Linked DNA regions of Homo sapiens: region 1 is linked to region 2. Evidence: chromatin contacts called from ENCODE Hi-C or POLR2A ChIA-PET data. All regions are on one chromosome and are shown on one strand. The core of a region is the stretch at or near the end of the contact, and the rest is flanking DNA. Distances in the headings are between cores, read along the strand shown.

Region 1 (3,256 bases), core at 692-3,191, 160 kb after region 2:
ATTCCATGGTGTATATGTGCCACATTTTCTTAATCCAGTCTATCATTGTTGGACATTTGGCTTGGTTCCGAGTCTTTGCTGTTGTGAATAGTGCCGCAGTAAACATATGTGTTCGTGTGTCTTTATAGCAGCATGACTTATAATCCTTTGGGTATATACCCAGTAACGGGATGGCTGGGTCAAATGGTATTTCTAGTTCTAGATCCCTGAGGAATCGCCACACTGACTTCCACAATGGTTGAACTAGTTTATGGTCCCATCAACAGTGTAAAAGTGTTCCTATTTCTCCACATCCTCTCCAGCACCTGCTGTTTCCTGACTTTTTAATGATTGCCATTCTAACTGGTGTGAGATGGTATCTCATTGTGGTTTTGATTTGCATTTCTCTGATCGCCAGTGATGATGAGCATTTTTTCATGTGTCTTTTGGCTGCATAAATAGAGTAAATCATTTCTAAGGTCCTTTCCAACTTTAAAACTTACTATTTGGTGATCTAAAACAATTAACGTATATCCAAAAGCCAACTGATATGCCCTAAACTTAGCCAAAGAATCAAGTTAACTAATTTTGTGTATGGTATAATATGGTACTAAAATCAAAATTCGATTATAGTCTTATACAAAGATAGCCCCAAATCCATAACATTTAATACAGTTGAAAGATGAGGGAGACTACTATCATGTAAATGAGATTTGTAAACAAAGACATGTACTTTCTCTCATTCACAATTAAACATGCCACGTTTCTCAGTTTTGCCTGACCTGCCATTGTTTACTCTAACAGGTATGCTTTCTCCGGCTTCCTGGCCTTGACATCCCCTTTTACTACTTATGCATTCAATAAAAGAAATATGAATTTCCTTGCTATTGAGCAAAGACCAGATTTCTAGTTTTCTTTCCTGGAGGAATGGAGCAAGAGAAACAGTGTTTAATTGGTAGCATAAGAAAAGCACTGCATCATAGTTTAAATCTATATGAAATACAGTGAACATTAATTTTTAACTAAGAAATTTTTGAAAGAGTATTCAGTTTTTCAAGGAGAAAATTAACCCCTCTTGGCATCTGTTGTCACAGCATGACTTCTTCTAATTTTCCCCCAAAACCTTCAATCATATTCAATTTCAGAAACGGACCTCTGAAGACAATGCATCTATTCTTCTTATTTTGTAAACGAGGAACCTAAAACCCAGAGAGATTAAGAGACTTGTTCAAGGTGACAGGAGTAGACTTGGGACTGGGCTTTTTCACTTTGACTCTGTGCTTAATTTTCTTTCTACACTTTGACATTGGCATCTTTTTAGGGGATTATTTTCTCATTCTTTTGTTAGTGAAACCCCTAAAGCAGCACAATAAACCTTGTACATGCAAAAGGTATAGCAGTAACAACTAGCACTGATTGTTCAACACACGCTAAGAATTCTTTTAAGTGCTTGATATATTTATTAATTTAAAAATGAATCCATGTAACAACTCAATGCAGTTGGTATGACTATAATCTGCATTTACAAATGAGGAACCTCAGGCACAGAGAGCAGAAGTGGCTAGGGGTTTACAAAATAAATGGAAAGTGATCAATTCAGTGGCTAATACTCCTAGATGGGTTAGCTAATGCTCAGCTCCAGCATATTGTGAGTATGTGGGAAACTTCCTTCCATTTTCCGAAAGAAACTGAAAGTCCAGATTTTTATGTGAAATCTCACAAATGGTGGTTTATTTAAATGTAGTACTGATCTCCAAACACACACACACACACAATCTTTGAACCAGCATTAAGACCACAGAAATGACCAAAAATGTTTGAGAATGACACTATTTTTTACTACACAAAATTCTTGCCTAACGAGTATTACTAGAGGACCAATAGTTCTCAAAATTTGGGGAGAGAATACACAAATTAAGAACCCAGTCTGTGCCTCTTCCTCTTTCTTCTACCACAGACAGGAAACAAAAAAAAAAAATCCCTAAAAAAGAAAGCAAAAGCCAGGGTCCTTTGATTTATTACACATTTATATGCCATTTGTGCTATAGCAGAGGAACTATTAGTAAGAGTGAGGCAATGCTTTTCTGCAAAGAATAAGGAATGAACCAGACATTAGATATCATCTTCTGTGAGGTCTTTTTCAGCCTCTCTTGTCAACTCCAAGATGGCTGGTGGCCTCTGTCAGTTTAGTGTACAGATGAGGAAGACAGCGTTGCCAGTTATAGCTTCTCCTTTAAGCTGTTCAACTAAGAGTAGATGAGTTTCTTACAATGATGTCACTCGCACTAAATCTGCCTCCTATTTCCCCCAGAGCTGGATGGGAATGTTCCAGAGTCTAACTTGTTTGCACATACATTGTATTACAGACTACTCTACATACTTTTTTTGGTCTATGACCCACACTTTGACATCAACTGTTTTAGATCAAACACATGCAAGAATGTAAAGAAAAAAGTTCTCTTTAAAAATTAAAACTACCATGTATACATATGTAACTAACCTGCACAATGTGCACATGTACCCTAAAACTTAGAGTATAATAAAAAAAAAAAAAAAAAAAAAAAAAAATTAAAACTACCTTTAAAGTAATTCTTAACAACTCCCAATAAGCCACCTGGGAGAGCATATCAGAAGATAAAAGGCATAGATTTGGAAATTGGCCTTCTATGGACTACATTTGACTCCCCACTCGGGTTTTGTTTGACTCAGAGTGATTACAAAATTCTTAATTGCTAACATTTAAAAATCAGAAAACTTTGAACTAAAAAACAAATTTCCAGGCCGGGCACAGTGGTTCATGCCTGTAATCCCAACACTTTGGGAGGCCAAGGTGGGTGAATCACCTGAGGTCAGGAGTTCAAGACCACCCTGGACAATACGGTGAAACCCTGTCTCTGCTTAAAAAAAAAAAAAAAAAAAAATCAGCTGGTCATGGTGGTGGGCACCTGTAATCCCAGCTACTATGGAGGCTGAGACAGGAGAATCCCTTGAACTTGGGAGGCAGAGGTTGCAGTGAGCTGAGATCTCATCATTGCACTCCAGCCTGGGCGACAAGACCAAAACTCCGTCTCAAAACAAAAAACAAAAAAGAAACAAATTTCCAGAATTTCTTGAAACATCTGAAAATTTTAAAGAGGTGAGCACATATTATGTGTTCTATAGGCAAATTATTTAAATGGTTATACTCTTTTCAATTGAATGGCCTCTATAGGCATTTGAGTTTGTGACTCTTTTGAGGGTAATCAGAAATCTATTTCTACATATAAAGATTGAAGTA
Region 2 (3,471 bases), core at 814-3,313:
GCCTGACCGACATGGAGAAACCCCGTCTCTACTAAAAATACAAATACAAAATTAGCTGGGCGTGGTTGCGCATGCCTATAATCCCAGCTACTCGGGAGGCTGAGGCAGGAGAATCGCTTGAACCCGGGAGGCAGAGGCTGTGTCATAGTGAGCCGAGATCACCATTGCACTCCAGCCTGGGCAACAAGAGCAAAATTCCATCTCAAAGAAAAAAAAAAAAAACAGAGATAATAAAACTGATTCAAAAAAGGTAGGTAATGGCAGCTATTCTGGATGTTTTTGATGGTGAAAAGAAACATCTTGAAATTTCAATATAAGGAGTCCAGAGCATTATTATTTTCCTTAAATGTCTCCCAAACAAGAACCAAATAAATCAAAGCATTCTGCATTTAGCACTGATACATGGTTTTGCAAGCGAGGAAAAGGTTGCTGACTTTAATTTCTAGTTTTATAATATTTGCAAGGATTAACAACATTCCATTTGGTAAAACCTTGTGTTCCTTGGTTACTTTTCTTTGTATGTGTATGTGTACTTTTCTATGTATCTTTAAATAGTTTTTATTGAAACCTGCTAAGAAGGCCAAGATCTCTGGCAGTTTGCTCCACACGTGGGCAAATCCTGCCCGCAGTGGCTGTTGGTCTTGCTGTTGTGGGCTAGACAGCTATCCTGGCAATGTGTGCTACTGGCCAATCTGTAAACAGGGCAGCATGATTCTAACTGTTCCGGCTTTTCTGCCTGCCTTGGGGACATAGCAACAGGTGTACCTAATTGTGTTTAAATGTCTAAGACACACTTACAAGTGAGTGTGCAGGCGGTGAAGTGTTCAGATTACAATATTGGCCTTAGTTGCCTTTGAAGAGAAAAGTAGCCTCAAAAACAGGAGCATTTAACACCACCATTAAGGCCAAAGCAAGAGGGGCCTTTGGCCCAAGACCCACACTATGGAGAACTCTGCTTTGTGTTTTCCATTGCCAGTCCCTTTCCTACAGTGTAAGGAGTCCACAGAGCCAGCTGGATGTGACTTCTTGGAGCCTGTGCTTCCCTCCCTCCTCCCATACCACCTCTTCTTATCTGAGACCCTAGAATTCCCTGCCCCGTGGCTCTGAGTTCCCTTCCAGGCCCTGGCAGTTCTCTTCTCCAACTCTACCATTCAGAGGCATGAAGAGACAGCCAAAAAGGGGCAGCTGTTTGCAAAAGGTAGACAAAACTTGAAGACTGGGCTGAGGTGTCCACAAATCTGAGCACAAAGCTGTTCATAATATAAGATGGGGAGTGATGAAGCAGTCTAGGGCCAGAGGCTGGCGACACGGGCTGGCTATGTCTATGTCAATATTTTCTGGTATGGAACTCAGGGGAGACAGAATTTCAAATCCAAACTCAGCCTTCCAAGTTGTTATCAAGACATATTTGTCAAGGTAGGTGGATAGAACAGATTTTATTTATAGTCTGATTCATAACTTTTAAAATATTTAGACACATGGTATCCTGGGCCCTGTAAATTGCAGGGTTGGGCCAGGCAGCATATCCTTTATGCAAGTAAAACTATTGGGGAAATAGAACGAACCTTGCTCCTAATTTAACACTGGCTCCCCTTGAAAACACCTATATTATTTAATAGGAAAGCATAGCATTAATTTATTCTATCAGAGGACTATATCTTAATTTTGATTATACCACTTCTCTTTTCTGGAAATCATTAACTGGAGAGACAATCAGAGTGGCAGTGTAGAAACATGTTCCCTTTGTACTAAGAAAACCTTCACAACAAGCATCAATCAGGTTTGAAGTGCTTGTATTATCATCACATAAGGCCCATATTCTTGCAGAGAATCTCTAATTTTTATGACATTTTATGGTAGTATATTTTATACAAGGATGGTATAAAGAAAGAAAACAATTCCTGTGAGTTTAGGAATTTGCCTATCCCAAACAAGAGTTATTTATTTATCAGGGGGGCCAGCAACCACTATCTTCACCTGTGGTTGAGAGCAAAACCACCATAAAGACAGTGTCAAAGCCAAGAGCCACTTGGGCTAGGCACAGGATGACAGAGTGTGGCAAAGTGGCCAGTAGGTGGCACCGTCATGCTTACTCTATGCCAGGGAATCTTTTTCTCTGGTTGGGTCTGCCCAAATAGCTGCAGTGCTACCTGACAAACTCTTTACTAAACAAATAACTTAGCGGTGGACTTTGCTGAAGAGGACTGTGTGCTGAGATTTCTTTCCTGATGTCTACAGTGACCATTTTAGTCCTTGAAATATTTTAAAAAGTCTTCAACTTCTATTTTGGTTTATTTCCCCACTTCTAAGCTCTTTAGGGAAATTGCTGTCGTAAGCACCCACAAAAGTCCAACTTCATAGTATTTCTCTGAAATAGTATTGACAGGCACTTTCTAAGGAGAAGGTACACTTTTTGGTCTAGGAGTTTTTTGTTTTTTTTTTTTTTGCCCAGAGTAAAGAAATCTAATGTATCAATCATGAAATCCAAGAAGACGTCCTATCAATTGGTAGTCTGTCCTTTGTACTTCCTTCCTTGAGTATTTTTAGGGTACCTATTGCATGATTATGTTTAGATCACAGTTATAAGCAAATTTTCTCCATTCCCTGAAGAGGATGAGAGGAGAGGTTATAGCCCAGAGCCAGCAGGGAAGAAAGCCACGCATAGGAAGCTAATGAGCAGGGATCCCAGAGAGAAAGAACCGCAGCCCTGGGCTGCTGAGTCAACAGATTCCTTTCTCAAATCCAAGAAGAGAAATGAACAGAATGACAAACCAGGAACAAGGAAGAAAAAATGGGACACGGAGCCAATTCTCTGGAACTTTGGGGTCACTTCTATAATTTATTTTCAAGTTGTCAGAAATTGTGCTAATGTAGATGAGCAGATTTACAACTAAAACCAAACTACGACTTCTTTAAAAAAATGTTTGATTTAGGTCTGGTCTCAGGATGGGTGTACAGGAGCTGTAGGGTGTAATTTGTTCTTTTCCGGCAGATTTAGTTTTCCAAATGCAATTTGCTTAGACTAATATTCCATTTAGTTTTCATATTCTAAATATCTACTAACAAAAAGTGCAAGGGGAAAAGATGGCAAGCGTATTAAGAGGCATCCTGTAAGGCAGAGGAAAAAAAACTCTGAAACAAAGTAATAAAAACTTTTAAGCTAGGCACCTGGCTTGTGATTGTCAGAGAGAAAATGTGTGTCTATGTGTTTGTGTGTTTGGGGGAGTTGCACATAATCCCTATTTTGAAACTATAATAATTTATATGGTGAAAAACTGAAAGATAGATTAAGCCCATCCCATTTGACTATTTGAAGTGAGGCAGTCCTACTTTCTAAAGTTAGTTCTACCACTTGCTAGTTTTGATTTGGGGCAACTTTCAATTTCTCTTTTCCTCACTGGTGAAATAGGGATACTGAGACATCTTTTGCAAGGTTTCAATCAGTATCAAATAAGAATGTAAGACATCTAG

Evidence for each region. A loop is a pair of places that touch in the nucleus more often than their neighbours do. ChIA-PET counts read pairs that join two places held with the same protein, here RNA polymerase II (POLR2A). Pooled maps may share reads with other maps.
Region 1: a map with no recorded cell type shows a loop between it and region 2 (6-fold over the local background). The contact joins two enhancer-like sites. A Hi-C loop is called at or near these places in 9 of 37 single-sample maps with no recorded cell type and 8 of 50 pooled maps. POLR2A ChIA-PET finds 5 or more read pairs at or near these places in 1 of 52 experiments (PC-3).

Annotation. Positions count from the first base shown.
Region 1 is chr9:3,396,395-3,399,650 of GRCh38, forward strand. The region is part of intron 1 of RFX3 (regulatory factor X3); the gene reads right to left. Among named protein-coding and RNA genes, the nearest start is that of RFX3, 130 kb to the right of the region's middle. Within about 2 kb of position 1,942, at least 7 of the 41 ENCODE cell types and tissues checked have a DNase peak (open chromatin) inside an H3K27ac peak, as active enhancers do.
Region 2 is chr9:3,238,793-3,242,263 of GRCh38, forward strand. The region is part of intron 15 of RFX3 (regulatory factor X3); the gene reads right to left. Among named protein-coding and RNA genes, the nearest start is that of LINC01231, 59 kb to the left of the region's middle. Within about 2 kb of position 2,064, at least 2 of the 41 ENCODE cell types and tissues checked have a DNase peak (open chromatin) inside an H3K27ac peak, as active enhancers do.